2 separate regions of the Homo sapiens genome follow, and region 2 is linked to region 1. A link is an interaction called in ENCODE POLR2A ChIA-PET data of the cell type or tissue named here. Cell type or tissue: PC-9. All regions are shown on one strand. Links, peaks and the distances in the headings refer to the core of each region. The heading gives the core; the rest is flanking DNA.

The links. Peaks named below come from ENCODE experiments on the same cell type or tissue, not always from the same donor. Only the 100,000 strongest peaks of a DNase experiment are listed, where the experiment ranks them.
Region 2: POLR2A ChIA-PET joins it to region 1 with 6 read pairs; 2 of 35 experiments call an interaction of 5 or more read pairs at or near these places.

The regions. Positions count from the first base shown.
Region 1 is chr4:42,046,247-42,051,638 of GRCh38, reverse strand. It overlaps SLC30A9 (solute carrier family 30 member 9), which reads right to left. Exons shown (of 18, transcript NM_006345.4): 9 at 2,160-2,262. Among named protein-coding and RNA genes, the nearest start is that of SLC30A9, 58 kb to the right of the region's middle. In PC-9, for the core only: no CTCF peak of the experiment used is centred there; a DNase peak (open chromatin) is centred at 3,038.
Region 2 is chr4:41,974,602-41,979,993 of GRCh38, reverse strand. No RefSeq gene overlaps it. Among named protein-coding and RNA genes, the nearest start is that of DCAF4L1, 4.5 kb to the left of the region's middle. In PC-9, for the core only: no CTCF peak of the experiment used is centred there; no DNase peak of the experiment used is centred there.

The sequences.
Region 1 (5,392 bases), core at 282-5,281:
AATGTGCTGTTAATTCTATACAGTGAATTTTTCACACCAGATATATTTTTTTAGCTCTAAAAGTTTCATTTGGTTTATTTTTTATACCTTTGATTTATCTTCTTATGTTCATATTTTCCTTTCAATACATGACTGTACTTGAAATAGCTGTTTAATATCCTTGTCTGCTAATTCTATCATCTGTTTAGTCTGCTTCCGACTGATTTTTCTCCTGGTTATGAGTCAAATTTTCCTGCTTCTTATACTGGCGATTAGTCTTTTTTATTGGATGCTAAACACTGTGAATGTTATACTGAGTGTTTGGATTTTGCTGCCTTTATTAAAGAATGTGAGGCTTTGTTCTGGCAAGTGATTAAATTATTTGAAGATCAGCTTGATCCTTTAGAACTTTTAGGAAGATTTGTTAGGGAGGGTTCTAGAACAGCCTTTACGTTAAGAATAATTTAGCCCTACTCCTAAGGTGAGCCTTCCATTGGCCTCGATAATCAATGAGAACTCTCTTACGTCAGCTAGTCAGAACCTGAATGTAACCTAGCTTTGTGTGAGCAGTGGGAATTAGTCAGTTACTGCTCCCTGCTGGTTCTCTGCCCAGATTGATGCTCACATCTTACACATGTGTAACTTAACATTCAGCAAACATTCAATTCAAGGAAATCCCTATGTAGACTTCTATAGCTTTTTGTCCTTGTAGCTCCTTCCTCTGTGGAACTCTTCCTTGTAAGTTCTAGCCACCTCAGACACCCTGAACACTGATTTCTGTCTTCTCAACTCAATGAGACTGTTATTTCCCATCCTGCTCCACTATCCCAAATATGTGTTCAAGCAAAAAGCCAGAGAGATCAGAGAGTTCAAATAATTTGTTTCTTATCTCTCAGAGATCATGGTCTTATGCTGCTATTATCCAATATACTGTCTAGCTTTTAGTTGTCTATGGCAAAAGATTAAACTCAATCCCTGTTAGTCTGTCATGGGTGAAAGCAGAAGTTCTGAACATAGTATTTTGCAACTTGATTTTTTACTCAATTTATCATGGTTATCATTCCAGGTCAGTACACAGATATCTACTACATTCTTTTTAAATGCCTGAATAGCATAGAGAATGAACACTTAAACACTGTCTTCAATGTTTGAAATAAAAACTAATATTGAAACTAATAACATCATACATATCTCCTTGCCATATGGACAAATATTTCTGTATTTCAACTTTCCTCGATAAGCTTACAAGAAAATAGAGATTATAAGTTATATATCTCTCCCTATCCCCTCTCCTCCCACTGCATACCACAGTTGAATGGTAAAATTTTATAGAGACAGTATTTAAGTATATATTGAGTATAAAAATTAAGTTCAAGGTAAATACTTAGTACTAATGGCAAACGCTTGTCTTCTTTCCTTACTTTTATGAAGGGTTTTAATCCATCTGATTTGACAGTGAGTGAGACAAGTTCACAGGCTTAATTTTTAATTAATATTGCTCTCCTTGCTCCTTATCTTCACGTTATTTTTATCCTTGTCTTAAATATTCTTATTTTACCTGTGTCTCTCATTGAAGTTCTCCCAAATCAGTTTTTACATAACAGGACTAAAAATAAGTAAATATTGAAAAGGTATCCTCTTAATATACCACACTCTTTAAAATGTAATAGGATGCACACACAGAAATTTTTATTATATTCTTAGAAAAGTTTTGGGTTTCTAGTTTTCACAATTTGGGCCACAGGGGGTTTAGAAGGTCTTTTAATTGTATTAATACAAAAATTTTTCTCCATTTGCAAAGCCAAGGAAAGTAATTCAAATTATGAATCTAATGTGAAAGCATTTTAACCAATTACATATGATTTTACATCTTTATTCCAAAAGTTTAAATTCATTGACTATTACAGTCATTGAGAATTCATATTCAGAGACCAGATTTCTGCTCAGTGACTGACAATGTTATACTTCACATTCCATTGTCAGAGGTTCTTAAAGCATAACAATCTGCTTTAAAATACTATGATTAAATTTCTATGCACTTCATTGCTGAAAAGTAAACTTTTATTTTATCCCACAAGCCAACTACTGGAATCATTCAGTTTTAAAATAGATCAACTTTTAGATTAAAGCCTACAACTATTACTTTAAAATTGACTTATAAAAAAAGCTTTAGTCCTCACCTGATTACAAGTATCAGATAATGAGTGTATAGCTTCTGAGAACATACTTGCTGAACCGGTATAAATCCAGGCAAGAAATTTAAAGAAGCAGTTTAATCCATTGCTAGAAGAGAAAGAGAAAACAATTTAGCATAGGTTTGGACAAAAATTTAAGCCAAAAGCATACTCAATCAGCTGTATATCTCTACACTAGATTCTGTTGAAAGTAAAATTAGGCTAAGCACAATGGCTCACACCTATAATGCCAACATTTTGGGAGGCTGAGGTGGGAGGATGGCTTGAGGACAGGAGTTCAAGACCAGTCTGGGCAACAAAGTAAGACCCCATCTCTACAAAAAATTTTTTAAAAACTTAGTCTGGTGTGGTAGTGCACGCCTTTAGTCCCAGCTACTGAGAGGCTGAGGTGGGAAGATCATCTGAGCCCAGGAGTTTGAGGCCGAAGTGAGCTATGATCGTGCCACTGCACTCCAGCCTAGGCAAGAGAGTGAGACCCCATCGCTAAAACAACAACAACAATAACAAAAAAAACAAGTACAATTAAAAGAATCCCTAGCCTTAAAAAACTTTGTTTAGGTAACAAGAGTAAAAATTTGAAAAAATATAGATTATGTACTGTTAAGAGGCATGCTATGTGTAAGCAAATTACTTAAGTATATTTTGAAAACTGGTGAGAAAAGATGGTCTTCTATATGTGGACAAGATAAAATGTAAAAGAAAATTATGTGTTTTAGGTAGATAAAAGCAGATCTGCACCTGATACTGTCCATTGGGCCAGTGTCAAAGGCAAGACTTCAGTGAAAATCTGTTTACTTAAGGAGGCAGATGCCAGAGGTGACTCTAAGCAGTCTCAGAGTCATACTAGAAGCAGCTAGATGCCAAAATAAACAGTTAACTCTGAGGAAACTAGCTGCTCAGATACTAACAGTAATGACTAATATGATTTATCTCAGACGTTATGCTAGTGAGTTACCATGTTATATTACAAGTCTGTTATACAAATATTAACACCCCCATTTTATAAATGAGAGAACTGTATGTCCCCTTTTAGCTACCCTTTTCCCATCTCCTCCACCTCAGATAACTTCTTAAAAACATCATATTTATTCTGTCTGTCACAGTTTTCATCTTATCAATACCACCTACCATTCCATACTACTAAATTCCTGGAAATATTTTAGCATTTCTCTTAACCTCCTGGGAGCATCTGACACTATTTTCTTCTTTTTTTAAACAATGTTTATTTATTTTTTAAATTTATAATTTAAGTTTTGGGATATATGTGCAGAATGTGCAGGTTTGTTACATAGGTATACATGTGCCATGGTGGTTTGCTGCACCCATCAACCCGTCATCTACATTAGGTATTTCTCCTAATGCTATCCCTCCCCTAGCCACCCACCCCCCAATAGGCCCCAGTGTGTGATATTCCCCTCTCTGTGTCCATGTGTTTTCATTGTTCAGCTCTCACTTATGAGTGAGAACATGTGGTGTTTGATTTTCTGTTCTTGTGCTAGTCTGCTGAGAATGATGGTTTCCAGCTTCATCCATGTCCCTGCAAAGGACATGAACTCATCCTTTTTTATGGCTGCATATTATCCCATGGTGTATATGTGCCACATTTTCTTTATCCAGTCTATCATTGATGGGCATCTGGGTTGGCTCCAAGTCTGCTAATATGAATAGTGCTACAAAAAACATACACGTGCATGTGTCTTTATAGTAGAATGATTTATAATCTATTGGATATATACACAGTAATGGGACTGCTGGATCAAATGGTATTTCCGGTTCTAGATCCTGGAGGAATCGCCACACTGTCTTCCACAATGGTTGAACTAATTTACACTCTCACCAACAGTGTAAAAGTGTTCCTATTTCTCCACATCCTCTCCAGCATCTGCTGTTTCCTGACTTTTAAATGATCGCCAATCTAACTGGCGTGAGATAGAATCTCATTGTGGTTTCGATTTGCATTTCTCTAATGACCAGTGATGATGAGCTTTTTTCCATATGTTTGTTGGCTGCATAAATATCTTCTTTTGAGAAGTGTCTGTTCATATCCTTCACCCACTTTTTGATGCAGTTGTTTGTTTTTCTTGTAAATTTGTTTAAGTTCCTTGTAGATTCTGGATATTAGCCCTTTGTCAGATGGATAGATTGCAAAAATTTTCTCCCATTCTATAGATTACCTGTTCACTCGGATAATAGTTTATTTTGCTGTGCAGAAGTTCTTTAGCTTAATTAGATCCCATTTGTCAATTTTGGCTTTTGTTCCCATTGCTTTTGGTGTGAAAGTCATGAAGTCTTTGCCCATGCCTATGTCCTGAATGGTATTGCCTAGGTTTTCTTCTAGGGTTTTTATGGTTTTAGGTCTTACGTTTAAGTCTTTAATCCATCTTGAGTTAATTTTTGTATAAGGTATAAAGACAGGGTCCAGTTTCAGTTTTCTGCATATGGCTTGCCAGTTTTCCCAGCACCATTTATTAAATCGGGAATCCTTTCCCCATTGCTTTTGTCAGGTTTGTCAAAGATCAGATGGTTGTAGATGTTTGGTGTTATTTCTAAGGCCTCAGTTCTGTTACATTGGTCTATATATCTGTTTTGGTACCAGTACCATGCTGTTTTGGTTACCGCAGCCTTGTAGTATAGTTTGAAGTCAGGCAGCATGATGCCTCCAGCTTTGTTCTTTTTGCTTAGGATTATCTTGGCTATACAGGCTCTTTTTTGGTTCCATATGAAATTTAAAGAAGTTTTTTTTCTAATTCTGTGAAGAAAGTCAATGGTAGCTTGATGGGGATATCATTGATTCCATTAATTACTTTGCGCAGTACGGCCATTTTCATGATATTGATTATTCCTATCCACGAGCATGGAATGTTTTTCCATTTCTTTGTGTCCTCTCTTATTTCCTTGAGCAGTGGTTTGTAGTTCTCCTTGAAGAGGTCCTTCACATCCCTTGTAAGTTGTATTCCTAGGTATTTTATTCTCTTTGTAGCAACTGTGAATGGGAGTTCACTCATGATTTGGCTGTTTGTCTATTATTGGTATGTAAGAATGCTTGTGATTTTTGTACATTGATTTTGTATCCTGAGACTTTGCTCAAGTTGCTTATCAGCTTAAGGAGATTTTGGGCTGAGATTATGGGGTTTTCTAAATATACAATCATGTCATCTGCAAACAGAGACAACTTGACTTCCTCTCTTCCTATTTGAATACCCTTTATTTCTTTCTCT
Region 2 (5,392 bases), core at 181-5,180, 72 kb after region 1:
GGGATTTCTATGTATCAGAAGAATGTGTTTCACCACTGCCAAATGGAAGTCAGCTGACAGATGCAGAAGTCTTGCAAAGGGCTATCAAAGCATAGAGGACTGCTTGATACTGAGTTATCAGTGGGGCTGTTAGGAACCCCATATATTCTAACAATGACCTACAGAAAGCAGATAGCAACATGGCGGCAGTCAGACATTTAAGGCATTGCCTGTTTTCCTTCTTAAACCTCCTGACCCCACCATCGGAAGAGCAGGCACATGGAAAAAAAGGGGTGTGTATAAAGAAAGTTGGAACTACGGGTCTAGTCTGCTCTGGAAGGCATGGAGGAAGTTTTTGAAATAAATATGAGACTAATATTTTAAATCAGTAGGACCTAATCTTAATACCTAGAATGAAAGTTTTAATAACTAAGGAGGCTGATACTTTGAAGCAATGAAATCTGACAAAATACCAAGTGTAGAAATGATGAGACTTTCAAGCTTATGCCTCTTGAGGTGAGATTCTCAATCAAACTGATTACACATCTTTGTCTACCCTAGTATACTGTGGACATCTTTAGACAGGGATTGTTTCTTATCCATCTTTCTATCCTTACTGTCTAGTGTATAATATAGTACATGGGACATAGGATATAGATAAGTGAATGAAGGAATGAAAATTATAAGAACTACATGTTTAATTCTCCTTTATTTCATAGGCTCCTTCACTGAGAGGAATAAGGGATTAAGGTTATTTCTGCAAAATCTATCCAACTTCTACTCTACAGGGAGAGCTTTCAATCTATTTCCACTTCTTTTTTTCAATTTTTAATTCCCGTGGATATATAGTAGGTGTATATATTTATGGGGTACACGAGATGTTTTGATACAGGCATGTAATGTGAAATAAGCACATCAGGGTAAATGGGGTATCCATTCCCTTAACCATTTATCCTTTGAGTTACAAACAATCCAATTACACTCTTTAAGTTATTTTAAAACATACAATTAAGTTACTATTGACCATGATCACCCCGTTGTGCTATCAAATAGTAGGTCCTATTCGTTTTTTGTGTTTTGTGTTTTTTTTTGTGTGTGTGTGTGTCTTGCTCTGTTGCTCAGGCTGGAGTGCAGTCGTGCGATCTCGGCTCATTGTAACCTCTGCTTCCTGGGTTCAAGTGATTCTCCTGCCTCAGCCTCCCGAGTAGCTGGGACTACAGGCTCCCGCTACCATGCCAGGCTAATTTTTGTATTTTTAATAGAGATGGGGTTTCACCATATTGGACACACTGGTCTCGAACTCCTGACCTTGTGATCCGCCTGCCTCGGCCTCCCAAAGTGCTGGGATTACAGGCATGAGCCACCACGCCTGGCCAGTCCTATTCATTATTTAACTTTTTTTTTTTTTTAACTCATTTACCATCCCCACCTCCCCCTTCTTTTCTGATTAACTAACTTTCCTTCCCTCTCAATAAACATATAAATCAACCTTCTAGAAAAAATAAGTCTCCTTAAATGCTACATGACTTTTTATCTACTGTCTTAAAAAATTATTTCAGCCTTTAGGATTCTTTCCTTCTCTTTTAGGAATTTACATACTCCATTCCCACCATGCCACTCCATTTCCTTCATCCACCATCTCTTCCCATTTCTCCATAGAAGAAATTGGAAACGTTCCCCATAACTCTCACAACTCTGCCCCTCAGGTCTTACCCCAGCTCAAGGTCCCATACTCACCCTGCCCAACCACATCGTGTGACCTTTGCAGCAGTGGTTCTCATCCTGGGACAACTGTTGGCAATATCTGGAGACATTTTTAGCTGTCACAACTGGATACTACTGGCATCGAGTGGGTTGAGGCTGGAGATGCTGCTAAACATCCTACAACACATAGGGCAGCCTCTTACGACAGAGAATTATACCCCAAAAAACTCCTCTCCTCAGAGTTAAAATTCAGAACTGTGTATAAAAGGCAAGGCTTACCAGCTTCCACCATGTGTGTGTGTGTTTTAAATTCCTAAATCTTCACACATGCCACATGCCTCTTAATACTGACCGTTTTTCCCATCCCCCACCTCTGTTCATGTCTGAAGCCACTTCCTCACTTTAGCATCACTGTTGTGAGTCACAGAGAGAGGAACAAGAGGCAACATTCCTCATCTTTTTACTCCAATATCTATACAAGACGGATAGGGAGGTAAAAAGATAAACAGGGATAGATTCCTACTCTATTCTATTCTGAGCCTCTTGCAAAGTCATATTCCAAATGCTTCAGATAGGCTTCACTGCAGCTTATTTATTCTTACCAATTTCACTATACTTTTTCCCAATATCTCCAACATCCCTTTTCTTGTCTTTGAGAAGCTTCCTGGAAATAACTTTTGTCTGACATGAATCTAAACGTATTATATTTCTGTGACATTTTACACTAATTATTGCTCTTTCTAAAAATACCCAGGCCTTTACTTTTTAGCCAATTTTTTTGTTGTTGTTGTTTCTAAAACAGAAGGTGAACTGGGTCAATTCAGGTATTAATTTTAGCTATGCCATATCAACTTCTGGACACAAGCAGCTAAAGAGAAACTGGAATGGGAAGAAAATTCCATTCCTGCCCTGTTTCCTGGTTAGGAAGGAGCAGACTTTAGAGAAGGAAGGCCAAGCATGGTTTGTAACAGGCTGAAAACATGCCCTTGAAAGCTGAGGCCTCAAGTGTGCCTGTGAAATGGTAAACAAACCCGGTAATGGTAAATGAGCCATGGCTTTGGCTTATTTGCAATAAGGAACAAATCAATTGAAGTATTTCATATTCCTCTCAGAAGAGAACCATAAAGAGCCATGAGACTTCCCAAACAATTGGGATAAATGGGAGAATTTAATAAATAGAATGAAACAAACAGAAGGAAATAAAAAAATGAGCAAAATGCTTTTTAAAAAGCTAAAAACATTTTAGAAAGTGTGAGAATAATAATTACTAAACCCACATGTCTGTAACAAATGAATTGCAATGAAAGGCCAGAGTACAAATAAGAATTATTCATTAACTTGCACTGTAGCATCTGCTACTTGTTATTTCAGCAAATGAATTGTGCAGTAATGACAGTGAATTCTAAACTTGAATATCTAATAATTGAACAGTCATTCCTGCTTCCTACTTGCAAGAAAAAAAAAAGGAACTAAAAGAAAGGAAGAAAAAATAAAAGTTACTTAAAAATATGTTAAACTGATGCCAAGACTGGTCATATAATTCAATATACCATTCGAACTGGGCAGCAGGCTTCCCACTGACCCAGCTGCTGAGTACAGAGGTTTTTATGGTAACAGGTGAGCTCTAACATGGCAGCCCAATATTTTACACCCTTGCTGCATTTTCTGATAATGGACTCACACTCTTATTCCTTTTCCATAAACAAAGCATTCTGTTGCCTGTTCATCCCACTCTCCACCCAAGGAGTACCACATCACAATGGAAACCATTCTCCAGGCAATGGGTTTCAGCTATTAATCACTGGGATGTCAAATGAGAAAATATGTGATTGGTTAAGCTTAGAACAAGGTCAGGAATGAAGAATAATAAATTTGAAAGCAGACATTGTTTAACAATTGCTATGGGAAATGGATTCTGGATTACACATACAATTTTAAAATAACTTCAGGTCTCCTGAGCTAGATTTTTTTTTTAATGATAGCACTCAGTGCCAGTGAAGAGCATTTATATTTTGTGACTGCACAGCATATTTTGAACATACTTCCAATATCTGGGGAATGTCCTACCTGTGAGCCTACCTCCCCAAAGTAGAAGGCTGGAACTTGCTCTCCTGGGCTCCTTTGGAGCAAGGGCCCACGCATGTGACAAACCACCAACCAACCATCAGAACATCTATGAGAAGCTACAATTTGAAATAAAGTAATGGGAAAAGTAAGGCATCTCAAGGAACATATTCTGCAAGGGAAGAGGCGTAAGGCAAAATACAACCAGTGGAGGTGGTAAGGACACACGTCCAGGGGAGTGTCCCAGTAATAGTGGTGACTGTTCCCAATGGAAACTGCATTATTCCTGGTTAGACAGCTTCCAAGCCTGATTCCCTACTCCATCCAGACTTTTAAATACCTAATATCCTTTTAAAAAAAATTCTTCTTCTGTTTAACTAGAGTAAGTTTTGTTTCAAGCATTCAATGTGTATTTATTGAGTGCCTACTACGTTCCAGGAACTGGTTTTTAACAATGAATAAAACAAAAAATGATTCTTGTCCTAATGAAGCTTACACTCTGGTGGGGACACAAATGAGAAACAAAATAAACAAATGTGTGATAATGCTATGTGCATTATGATAGGCACTATATGGCAATAAGTACTATAGAGAAAAATCAAGCAGGAAAAAAGAAATGTCAGTGTGGAAGTGGGTGTAGTATATTTAAATAGGGAGGTGAGGAGAGGACTCACCAAGGTGACATTTGAATAAAGATCTGAAGGAGGTAAAGGAATGAGTCAAATTGATATCTAAGACAACATTCTAGGTAGGAGGAGTACTTTTGTACTTGGCAAATTCAAAAAAGAGCAAAAAGCCAGTGTGGCTGGAACACAGCAAATGAGGGAATAAGTAGTAGGAGATGAGGAACAAGAAGTGTGATCAAGAGGCGTTTGTTGGTCACTGCAAGAGCTCTGAGAGTAGAAGCCACAGAAGGGTTTTGTGCAAAGGAGACATATTCTGATGTATGATTTAACAGAATTATTGTGGTTGCTGTATCAAGACAAATTGGGGAGAGGCAGGCAAAAGCAGAAGAGAAAAGTGAGGAAGCTACTGGAATAATCGAGGTAAGACATGAAGGTTGTTTATTCACAGTGATAATTGAGCTGGGTGAAGAGAGAATCTGATTGTGGATATATGTTAGATTTGTTTGTTTGTTTGTTTGTTTTTTGTTTCTGTTTTTTTGAGATGGGGTCTCACCATGTTTCCCTACCTGGTCTTGAACTCCTGGGTTCAAGCAGTCCTCCTTCCTTAGCCTCCTAAGTAACTGGGATTACATGTGTGCAAACTGTGCCTGGGTATTTCTGAATATATTTTGAAGGTATAACTGACACAATTTGTTCATGGATTGTTTTGGGGACATTCTGATGACCTAATGCTTCTGACAACTAGAATTAGCATATATGATTTAATGTGGTTTCTAAGAATCAAAAGCCAGAAATATGTACTAAAACATTATTAGTGGTGCTATAAACCCCCAACATTGATATATTGATATAGAGCTTTAGAGTCAACACTATCTGATGCATGTAATAAAATATATCATCATTACCATGCCAAATTCATTTTTTAAAGTATTTATTTTCAGCACTATGTGCAAGACATAGTAATCTAGTAATATCGCCAAACATTTTAAATAGCACTAGAGTTTATAAAACACTTTAAC